Linked DNA regions of Mus musculus: region 2 is linked to region 1. Evidence: chromatin contacts called from ENCODE Hi-C or POLR2A ChIA-PET data. All regions are on one chromosome and are shown on one strand. The core of a region is the stretch at or near the end of the contact, and the rest is flanking DNA. Distances in the headings are between cores, read along the strand shown. Region 1 holds the start of Fam193b (family with sequence similarity 193, member B). Region 2 holds the start of Ddx41 (DEAD box helicase 41).

Region 1 (5,680 bases), core at 2,676-5,175:
CCAGGAGATGCTGGAGAGACGGGAGGGGAAGGGCAGGATGAGCTCACCGCCAAGAAGCCCAGGCTCCTTAGCATGCCTCCTGGGTTCTAAGCACGCACACAGGCTGCGAGCTGAATGGTTAGGACCAAAATCAGCTGGTACAAGTAGTAGGTAAGGCTGGCTTTGGGCACACTACACAGGTCCTGCCACCATCCTAGGCTGCTTTCACATTCTCTTGTTGACAAGGCTCAAATAGGGAAAGAAAGCAGCTCTGAGACACAAAGCGGGAGGTGGGGAGGGGGGAGTTAAATTCAAGTCTGTCAGGCTGTTCTCACGGCCTCCTTGGACTGCTCTGAAGGTCTGTGAGCTGACCTGCCTCCGCCTTTCCACCATCCTTTGCTAATAGAACAGTACCTATTTAAGCTTTATCTCCAAGTAAAAGGGTTGGAGGATTTGGGCGATAGACCAGATTTAGTGAGCTAGAACAACTGAAAGGCCTTTTGGGATCCCAAATAATCTTAAGAGATTGTATCTGAAAGTGTCCAAGTCACACGAGTGAGCTAAGAGCTACAGAGAACCAAGCTGGAGCCAGGCTACCTAAGGAAGCACTGCCACCCAAGCACTCAGGATGACTTAGAGAGACGCGGGTTCAGCACGAGCAATGCTTCAGGATTCTAAGAGGCACAGATATGGGTATGAAACATCCTCTGCTTCACTTTTTCCTATAGTTATCAAAATGGGTGATGTAGGCTAGGCTGGCCTGTAACTTGCTATATAGTGCAGACTAGCATTGAATTCAAGGCTATCCTCCTGCCTTAGCTTCCCAGGCGCTAGAATAGAATTACAGGCACAAACTACTGCCCCCCTGCCACACAGTTGCTTCAAAACACCCACTTACGTTAAGAAAAAAAAAAAAAAAAAAAAAAAAAAAAAAAAAAACAGTGTATGGGTTTTGGATCTTAGAATAAGTCTGTGGGCTGGATGTAGTCTTATTTGCCACCCATAGACTTGGTTCAGCAGGTAACATTGAATTTTACCTTTCATATTCACTCTACATCCAGACAAAAGTGAGGGGGGTTACAAACCAAGATCCTTAAGAAAGATATGACAGTAGACAGAGCAATGTCCAGCCTCTACCCTGACAACAAGAACTTTTGACCAGAGCACAAAAAGCTGTATCTTGACTCTCATTTCTACCCTTAGCAAAAAGCGGAGTCCAATCAGAGCTGGTCTTTCAGCTCCCTTGTGTGTGTAAGAGTGAATTTTTACTTGATTGGAGTTTTTTTGCCTCTTGTTTGTAAGTGGGAGTCATTTGGGTAAATGTTTAATTGCTGTGGGTTTCTGTTTTCCCATCTGAGAACGGGGTAATTGTAGTTATATCCTCTAGTCTGTTTACTAATATCTGTTAGTCACTAGGACAGGGATCTGGTGACTAGTTGACAAAGCTCCTGCACTCTACAGTGTACATGGAAAAGCAGACAAAGAACCAGATCAGTTGGCTAATGCATCAAATCAGTGCTAGGTGCTGAGGAGAGCACAGGGGAGGTGGGAAGGGGAGGAGGAAGGTATGCGGGCTGGAGAGATAGCTCAGCGGGTAAGAGCACTGACTGCTCTTCCAGAGGTCCTGAGTTCAATTCCCAGCAACCACATGGTGGCTCACAACCACTTGTAATGGGATCCGATGCCCTCTTCTGGTGTGCCTGAAGACAGCTACAGTGTACTCATATACATAAAATAAATAAATCTTTAAAAATAACAAAATAAAAGTAAGGTATGCTAACCATCCTAGGTCTTTCTTTATAGACAAGAATCTATAAAAACCTGGATCAGAGGTACTAATGAAGGTTCAAATTTGGGACAACTGCATTTCAATGAAACTGGACAGTTAAGACACCATCCAAACTTTCTGGGCTCTCTATGTGACAGGGGCTCTAGAGCACTGTATGTCTGAATGGGAAAGAAAGAGGAAAACAGACAGCTAGCTGCATGGTTCTCTTCTAGATAACAACACTCTTTGGGGGCGGGGATGGGGGGTGGTCAAAACAGGTAAGAAGGGGAAGCAATGTCTGGTTGAAATGGAGACCCAGCAGGAGCACAGGGCAACCTGTGACAGCCTAGGCTGCAGAGCGGGATGTTGGGTATGCTTCTGACATCCAAGAAGTTGAGATACTTTCATTAATTAAAAATCCTCTCACCGTGATACGAGACACAAAGGAGACCAGCATCAAAAGTAGGTTACAATAAGTGCAGGTTCTAGCCTGATTCAACCTTCCCCTCCTTCACCTAGTTACTTCTCCATAAAGGCAAAGCCTGGGACAGGCGTGGAGGAGCCCACGAAGGGCATCCTCCCAGCCCGTGGTGTTCACTGTTCAGTGCTTGGGACAGACACATCAACAAGTTTCATCACAGAAGGAGTGGTGCCATTGAAGGGAAGCAAAGAGGGTGGTGGGCACAGAGGGGGCACTTGGTTTAACTGGGGAGGTCAGGGAAAGCGTTCCAGGAATGGTACCCCAAATGGCATCCCCACTCACATGCACAATTCCAGAGATTCTACTAGAAGGCTGTCAAGAGCCATGCCTTCAGGCTGCACCAGCCTCCCAGAGTCCCCTGCTGCCCGATGCAGTGTCTGCAGAGCCAAACGCATCTTCCGCCACGCCTCGTCCTCATCCGGGCGCTGCATCCGACCCTCCAAGACTCCTGCAGGGGCCTGCCTTCCTTGGCAGGCTCAGCCAAAAAACCAACTCAAAACTCTTTTGTCAGAGCAAGCTTAGGGTGAGCCACCCAGCCCCGGGTGCCACAACCCTCCCTGAGCAACTGTGGCCCACGCCACCCCCGCCTCTCCTGTTTGCTCCTTTTTGCTCAAAAGAAAGTGACCTTCCAGGTGGCAAGCTGGAAGCTTCCGAGAATCCTCCCAAATACTCTTAGTCTCGCAGGATTCACCAAACTAGTGGACTGGCGGGGGTTGGAGGTGGGAGTGGGGGCTCCTTATGGGACAGGAGATAGGAGGAGAACAAGGGTTTCCTCTTTAGTGGAGTTATTCTAACAGTCTTTGGGGCCGCCAACTGTTCTGCTGGGTAGGGAAAGGAGAGAGGTCCCGGAAGGCAGATGCAGAGAGGTACAGCTGTTGAGGGTAGCGGCTGCAGACCGTGCAGGGGAAGGGATGAAGCTGCTGGGGGCGGGGGTGGAGGGGCGCACAGAGGCTGCAGCCTTGCAGGTTCCAGCGCCCTGAGATGATGGTCTTTTAGGGGCTAGGGGATAGGGGGGAATCAGGTGGCTCCAAAGGGAAGTGGAGGGCAGAGAACTAAGCGGTGGTCTCGGGACCTGAGCGAGTCCCAGAGAGCATAAATGGTCAGAAGATTTAGCTCCGGAGCAGGGCCTGAACGGGTAGCTTTACAAGGGTCGCAAGAGGGTTGGCTGAGCTTTGGCTTTGGAGAGGGGTCCAGCTTCCACTCCCGGCAAGCGGGTTGAAAGCATCTGCCCCGGACTTGGGATTTGGTCCCAGACCCACAGTATGGTCCATGCCCACTCCCGCCCCACTCCCGCTCCCGCTCTGGGGAGGTGTAAGCAGCCCGGCAGTCGGAGTCGTTTTGCTCGATCCTACCTGAGGGCCTGGAGCCAGCTTGGGCTCTTCTTCCTCTCGGGGACCGTCGCAATCCAGCTCGGCGGGCACCTCCGGGGGCCCTGCACCGGCTCCCGCTTCCAGGCTCGGCGGCGGCGGCTGCGGCTCGGGCGCCTGGGGCTTCTGCAGCCCCGCGGCCCGCGCCCGCTCCCGCCGGCCCGCGCCGCCGCTTGGCCTGCTCCGCCTCCGAGTCATGCTGCCTCTTGCGCCGCTCCCCCGCTCGCTGGCTCCTCTCGCGCCTCCGCCGCCGCCGCCGCCGCCGCCGCCGCCGCCGCCGCCGCCGCTCCCCTCACAGGACAACAGCCAATATGGCGGCGCCCGGCGCCCCTCCCCGCCTGCTGCCAACAGGTCAGAGGGCACACTCAGTCCGCGCCGCCGCAGTCGCCACGGAAGCCGCCAGCGCCATTTTTAATAAGGCCACCTCGCTGGGCTTCGCAGGAGACCAGCCCCGGGCGAGATCCTGTCCTAAGCACTAGTCCGAAAGGCTGCGATCGGCTGGAGAAACACATTGGGCTCTGTAATAGCGGGCCTAGGAGCTTAATTATCCATTAAATAATGAGTGAGTTACTAATCTTTTTGCTGCGAACTTTTCACGCTCATCTCTTGGCTCCTCCCTAAATCACTTGGAAACAGGTACGAATTATTCCCATTTTGCAATGGACAAGCACTGGCTGCAAAATGCCTACCATAGATTCCTAGATATCATCCCACCACACCTGTGGTCAGCCTGAGGCGAAAGAATAGGCAGGTCTTTACTTGTCGTTTACTGGGAGCCCCACGTTCTGTGCTCAGAACTGCAGGACCCAGACTCAGGTCGTTCTTGAGGCTGATGGGGAAGGGGGTCACTTAAATAGATAATAGGATCGGCGTGACAAGGATGAAATGATTAAAGCACATACTCTGGCAATGTTTTTTTTTTTTTTTAAGTGGTATGTGCGAGAGAGGTCTTTAACCCACAAAGCAAAATTAGAAATGTTTTAATAGCTCAGCATTTTAGTTGTTAATATGTCATCTCCACCCATTTTCTTCCCACAGGGGGAGAAAAATTCAGGCACATGGAACAAAAAAATATATGTATTTTTTTTTTAAGTTTCCAATGCTGTCTTATGCCTTGTCGAGTGAAACTGGAACTTTTTAGTAGTTACACGTGGAATTTATATTGATAACATCAATCAGAACAAAATCTGAAACTTTGACTACCAAGAAGTAAATCAATTTTTAAAAATTGCTCTATTTATCTTATTGTTTTAATAGGTATGTGTGTGTATGTGTGTGTGTCGGTGGGACTGGGTTAAACTTCTTTGGCCTAACTTGCTCCATCTTGAAGTCTGTCCTCCGTTTTGCATGGCCCCAATTCCAAGAAAAACCACAAATGTTCTAGAGTCTACCACTCAGGGAAGGGGAGGAACATCTGGCCTTTTCTCCAAGATCCTGAAACAGTTGCCACCCTTCTTTCCCTGGAATACCTAGGGGCCACCACAGACCAATCAGGAACCAGGACCTCTGGAAAGCCCCCTAACCACAACCAACCATGGTAAAGGTTGCCTAGACCCTCACCCTAATCTTCCACTTCATACCTGGTTGTGGTTTTCTGCTTTAAAAGGCCTGTGAGCCCACTTCTTGGGCTCATTGCTTCAGCTCCCGAGCCTAACTGCATCTCTAGTCCAGCTAGATCTCTTGGTGAGAGTTTCCCTTGGTGAATAAAAGCTGCTTTTGTTTGACTTTGGATTGTGGCGGCCTGTGCCTCATTATTTGTGTGACCTCAGGCCCAACATTTCTGTGTGTGTGTGTGTGTGTGTGTGTGTGTGTGTGTGTGTGTGTACGCGCGCGCGCGCATACGTGTACTTGTGTGTCAACTTGACACAAGCTGGAGTTATCACAGAGAAAGGAGCTTCAGGTGAGGAAATGCCTCCATGAGATCCAGCTGTAAGACATTTTCTCAATTAGTGATCTAGGGTGAAAGGGCCCACTGTGGGTGGTGCCATGCCAGGCCTGGTAGTTTTGGGTTCTATAAAAGAGCAAGCCAGTAAGCAGCACCCCTCCATGGCCTCTGCATCAGTTCCTGCTTCCTGACCTGCTTGA
Region 2 (5,814 bases), core at 3,160-5,659, 34 kb before region 1:
GGCTAAAGGCCACAGGTGGACTCTTTGGTTAACTTCAAGGGAGCAAGGCAGCTTTAGCCTATACTAGTAAGACTCTGTCTATTAGGAGTGTGTGCCTACCTGGATGACATCAAGGCTGGCTGCTCCAGCACGACCCACATTGATGGTGACAGGCTTTACCAAGGCACTCTTGGCAAAGTTTTGAATCTTCTTCGGCATGGTGGCACTGAAGAGCAGAGTCTGCCGTTGGCCCTGAGAAAGGCAGTGGTTCTCAACCTGAGGGTCTCAACCCCTTTGGGGGGTCCCATATCAGAGAGCCTTCATATCAGATGTTTACAATTCATAATAGTAACAACATTACAGTTATGAAGTGGTGCTATAAATTAACTTTACGGTTGGGGTCACCGCCTCGCAAGGAGCTGTTGTGGTCTCATCATTAGGAAGGTTAAGAACCACTGAGCTATGTCGGGCATGGTGGTACACGCCTTTAATTCCAGCACTCGGGAGGCAGAGGCAGGCGGATTTCTGAGTTCGAGGCCAGCCTAGTCTACAAAGTGAATTCCAGGGCAGCCAAAGCTACACAGAGAAACCCTGTCTCAAAAAAAAAAAAAAAAAAAAAAAAAAAAAAAAAAAAAAGACCACACAGGGGATGCTGTCAGGGGATACCGAACAGCTGAGCCACAGAGCCTGAGAAGCAGAGGGCATGCAGTGCAGGGACCCTGCAGCTCAGCATGCAGTACATGAGTGTATTTACATGCAGGGGTCGGGCACCTTGAAGTAGGAGAAGATGGTACGAATGTCACCCTCAAAGCCCATGTCAATCATGCGGTCAGCTTCATCCAGGGCTAGGTAGCGGCAGATGTCTAGGCTGACCATTTTCTTCTGCAGCAAATCCATGAGGCGTCCAGGTGTGGCTACCATCATGTGCACACCACTGAGAACAAAGAAACCCTAAGTTTTGGGTTCCTGGGTATCTCTATGAGCTACCAAGAGGCTGTACACTGCCTTCTGCTTTCGCTGTCTCCTCCCCTGCCTCTCAGCACTTCCCCAGGCTATCTTCTGTATAACAAAAGCAGCTTATTAGTAAGGGCTAGACCTTTCTGGCTAGCACTTACTTTGTCATGCCTTCCCCACAAGAGCTATCCTGAGTCTCTAGAGGTTTTCTCCTGGTTCCTGCACCCCTTTACTGGCCTTGCTGGGCTCACATTTCTGATGAGCTATCTGTTATACACCTGCATCCTCCCTGAGCCTGGGAATACCTCAGACATAGGGGTGGGTTCTGGTATGACTATCATCTTGGGGCCTGGTCCAGAGTGCTAGAGATGTCTGCTAGGATTGCACTACCTGGAAAGGACCAAGCAGAGGTGCTACTGGGGTCCAGTCCACATCAGTACCTTAGTCTGGTTAACCACAGTAAATAGTTCTGATTTTTCTGGATACCCTAGACTTCAATCTCTGAGCTTTCTACCTGAACTGACCCCCAATTTCAAATGGCACCTTCCCTGCAATGCCTTTTCTGACTTCCAATATCCCAGAGAATGGGGCATTCCATCTGTTCTATTCCCACAATATCCAGCTACATCTTTCCATCCTACCCCAAACCATTTTCCCTCAAGGACTGGACTCCCAGAAGAACTGTGTGAGGCCCATGCAGTAGCCAATCTAAAGGCTTCTTCTACCTCTCTGGACACTCAGGGGATGCCACCGAGACCATCAGTACGTACTGTCGGATGGTCTCCATCTGCTCCTTCACCGACATGCCCCCGATGCAGAGGGCACAGCGCAGGAGGGGTGAGCTGTCCTCCTGCAGCAGACGGCAGTAATACTCCAGGATGCCGTGGGTCTGCCGAGCCAGCTCTCGCTACAGGCAGAGACAAGGCTGGTACCGGAAGCCAGCACAGTCCTTCTCCCGACCCCAGGATTAGCCTATCTTACCGAGGGGCAGATGATGAGCCCATAAGGCCCCTCTCGCTTGGAGAAAGGCAACCGCTTCTCCTGTTCCAGGCAGAACATGATGACTGGCAGAGTGAATACCAGTGTCTTGCCTGACCCCGTGAAGGCAATGCCGATCATGTCCCGACCGGACAGACTGTCGGGAGAGGACAGCTTCAGGACTGGCCCAGCAGGAGACAGCTGGATAAGTGGGCATGGCTTCTCTGTTGCAGTCATGCTCACAGCCCACACTTACATGGTAGGGATGCCCTGGATCTGAATGGGTGTTGGGTGGAGGATGCCCTTTTTTTTCAGGCCCCGAAGGATAGCTGTAGTAAAGAACAGGAGTTTAATTGGCATCCTGAGTCCGGTAGAATTAGTTCTTCCCTGTAAGTTGTAAATCGTGAAACAGAGGCTGGGGTGTCAGGAAACAGTAGGTCCAAGGCTCACTGGCTCACTGGGCCTAAGTTCTCATGGAAGCTCTGTTGAAGCAGAAGATAGCCGAGGCATCTGAAAATAAGTCCAAAGAAACCCTTCCTCGCCGGGCGGTGGTGGCGCACGCCTTTAATCCCAGCACTTGGGAGGCAGAGTCAGGCAGATTTCTGAGTTCGAGGTCAGCCTGGTCTACAGAGTGAGTACTAGGACAGCCAGGGCTACACAGAGAAACACTGTCTCAAACAAAACAAAACAAAACAAAAAACCCTTCCTCTAGTGAGGAGTGGTGGGACATGCCTATAAGCCCTGAACCTAGGAGGCACAGATAACTGGATCTTTGAGTGTGAGGAAAGCCTGGACATATTATGTTCGGGGACAATTGGGCCTCCAAAACGACACGTGGTTTCACAACTGCCCACAGGGTGTGGTGGTTATGCCTCCAGTGCTAGCTAGCACAAGCGTTCAGTAGGGATGCTGCAGGAGGACTGTTTTGGATTTGAGGTCAGTCTGGGCTGCCGAAAGAGATCCTGTCTCAAAAGAGCTCCTCCCCCCAAAACCAAGTACCACCAACAACCACAGAGAGACTTCCTATCTCCAACTCTCCATTCCCACGGCTGAGCGCAGTGGGTGCTGGGATACACAACCTCACAGGGGCAAGATGATAAAGCACGGTGTCTCCCTTCTCCTCGGGTACCTGCAGGAAACTTCATCTCCTTGAAGCTCTTGATGGGTGGCGGGATACCATCGCCCTCCACCAGGATGTGATACTTCTTCCGAACTCGCTCATGCCGCTCCTCAGACATGCTCAGGACATAACGCGGGGGTGTCCAACTATGGGTAGGTGGTGGGCAGGAGAGGGCAACACGGTAGAGTATGGTGGGGCAGCTCCCTCCCCAGTCCGCACAGCAGGGCGTCAGGGTACCACTGCCAGTCCCAACCTCATATACTTACTGGAAAGGCATACCTAGTTTTGATTGGATCGTCATAGGTGATGCCTTTGGCCATTTCCTTCACTGACATCAAGGCTGAGGAGACAGACATGGCTCAATGAGCAAGACCACCCAAGAGGTCTCGCCTTTGAAATCGGGAGGAGGTGGCTCAGTCCACCTCTGCTCTGAACCAACTATAATGGTACCTCGGCCTTCAGCCACACTCTCCAGAATCTTTTCTTCTTCCTTCAGTTGCTTTTCCTTGGCGGACTCCTTGCGTGCTGAGAAAAGAAGCCGAAGAGGTCAGAGAAGCAGGAGCACTGCGGCCTAGGCCCGTCCTCTCTCCTTCCTGCTAGGCCCACCTTCAGCCTTCTCTTTGAGGTGCTGGTGCTGATCCAGGAGGCTGACATTGGACTGAGGGCCCAGCGGGATGTCGTCCTCATCTCCTCGGGGCTCACTGCCACTGTCCTGCTGCTCTTCCTCCGTAGCGCCCTTGCGTCTTCGCTGCAGCAGCTTCTGGAGCTGAGGTCCCAGCAGTGTCCCTCAGAGCCAAGCCCAGGACCCAGCAGGTGAGGGGGCACAGCACCCGGGAGGGCTTTTTCCGGGAAGGGGATCGTGTGCACTGAGGCGCACGTCTGTCCGGAACTCAGGTTCACTAGTCCCTGGTCTTCCTCAGAACCACGACCCAAGGTAGGACTACAGCTCCCCAGATCCCCCCTCCCGCTGACGGCCGGGGACATGTCGCCGTTGCACCAGGGATGCGGCCCCTCACCAGTAGCTGCCGGCGCTGCCGCAACGGCACATAGGGTACGTAGTCCTCGTCGTCCTCATCCTCGTCCTCGGAGCGGCTCCCACCCGCGGTCGCCTCGTCCGCGCGTGCCCGCTGCGGAGACCCGAGTCAGCCGCGGCCCCTCCCCCTGCCCGCACCCCCTCGCGTGGACCAAACCTCAGTCCCACCTTCCGCTCCGGTTCCGAATCCTCCATCTTAGGCTGCACACATGCGCAATGCCAGGGCATCTGAGCTCCAATCAGATAGGAAAAACTGCTGTGGTCGCCTAGCAACGGCGTGAGCGCCGGATCGCGAACCGGGACAATCTTCTTCCAGCGCGTTTACGGACGCGCAGCGGAGCCAATTGGGTCTGGCGAAGCCTTGTGGGTAGCGGGAGGATTTGAAGCATGCGCAGAAGATCCAAGTCGTGGGTTAAAGGATGAATCTGTTGAACACGCCCTACCCTCCGCACGCTGTCCTTTCCCGCACGCTCCCGGGGAGCGTTGTGCCCTCTGGCGGCCAGGAGTTTCAGCCCTGCAAGCGGTGCTCGCAAAATATTATTCATTAACGTGAGATAACACCGCTGTTCCGACGGGTCAGAAGTAAAATAATGGTCAAGGTCTTTTTTAACCTTGTATGTTATGTGTGTAAATGATATACATCTCAGAGTGACCACCTGGGAAGCTAGAGATAGCACAGAAGAGATGCTGGATCTGGGTTTTCGAGTTAGTGGAGGGAGGAGTCACCATCAAGAGAGCAGGAAAGGGGCTGAGAGTGTAGAGCAAATAACCAGATTCCTTGGGGCATCTGCAGAGATCTCAGGGGCTGGTGTGAGGTAAGGAGACGGGCCCAGGTTGTTAGGAGTCCTACTTTAAGGAGGAAAGACAGAGCTAGTGCTGGCTGCTCCTTCCCAAGTCTTTATCTGTAATAGGTGCATCGATCACCATGGAGTGCCAAAGTGTTCTGAGATTGGGAGAAATAAAATGATTTTTTTTTAACCTAAGAGAGGGTCTTGCCATGTAGCCAAGGTTGGCTTCAAACTTGTGGTGATCCTCCTGCTTCAACCTCATGAGTGCTGGGATTGTGTATAATCACAATACCTAGCATGAAATCACAAAGGAAGTGCAAATCAATTTTCGTGATATTCATAGCAAGTAGCCTCTCTTGAAGAATAATTAAAATCCAAAAGCCAGGTGGTTGCATGCACCTTTAATCCCAGCACTCAGCAGGCAGATCTGAGTTTGAAGCCAGCTGGGGCTACACAGTAAGAACTCATGGTAAAGAAACAAACACCCGGAATTCATAATGGAAGAGTAATTGTGGAGGGGTGGGGAATGTGAAAGAAAGTCAGGAGTCACCTAGCTGGTGACCGTGTGCTGAAGGCCAAAGCTAGACTTTGTAGGTACTTGACCAGACTTTAACTCTTGCCACAACTGGAATTTTAAAGAGCAGTTTTAAGTGTGAAAAACAAAGCTAACCAATACAGAGAAAAGGCTACAACTGTTTTCCCTTTCCTAAAAATGAAACAGGCTGAGAAGCAGGAGCTGTGAGCCTGTGGTCTGGCTCCTGCTCCCTTGGGGGAGGAGAAGAGTATGGGTTAACTGCAGAGCCTAGCAGACGCTTGCTAAGAATGGCATTTAGCAGGGCTGGAGGGTGGCTCAGGCCAAGAGCATTGGTTCTTGCAGAGGACCCAGATTGGATTCTCAGCACCTATATGGTGCCTCACATTTCTAACTCCATTTCTGTGGAATCCAATGCTCTCTTCTGACC

What was found. Hi-C counts contacts between places; a loop is a spot of excess contacts on that map. ChIA-PET counts read pairs that join two places held with the same protein, here RNA polymerase II (POLR2A).
Region 2: a loop to region 1 is called in a map of heart, with 7 times the contacts of the local background. The contact joins the promoter of Ddx41 here to the promoter of Fam193b in region 1. A Hi-C loop is called at or near these places in 5 of 37 maps with a recorded cell type or tissue (gastrocnemius and heart). POLR2A ChIA-PET finds 5 or more read pairs at or near these places in 3 of 5 experiments (Patski and embryonic stem cell).

The regions. Positions count from the first base shown.
Region 1 is chr13:55,567,195-55,572,874 of GRCm38, forward strand. Fam193b (family with sequence similarity 193, member B) reads right to left here and starts at 3,926. Exons shown (of 11, transcript NM_145382.4): 1 at 2,511-3,926. It overlaps Gm31364 (a long non-coding RNA gene), which reads left to right and starts at 3,902. Exons shown (of 2, transcript XR_873486.2): 1 at 3,902-4,231.
Region 2 is chr13:55,532,249-55,538,062 of GRCm38, forward strand. It overlaps Ddx41 (DEAD box helicase 41), which reads right to left and starts at 4,410. Exons shown (of 17, transcript NM_134059.2): 1 at 4,233-4,410; 2 at 4,048-4,158; 3 at 3,638-3,797; 4 at 3,482-3,556; 5 at 3,311-3,371; 6 at 3,041-3,177; 7 at 2,168-2,240; 8 at 1,915-2,068; 9 at 1,704-1,840; 10 at 751-913; 11 at 100-231. The coding sequence starts at 4,259. Gm46416 (a long non-coding RNA gene) reads left to right here and starts at 3,747. Exons shown (of 5, transcript XR_003950651.1): 1 at 3,747-3,844; 2 at 3,952-4,639.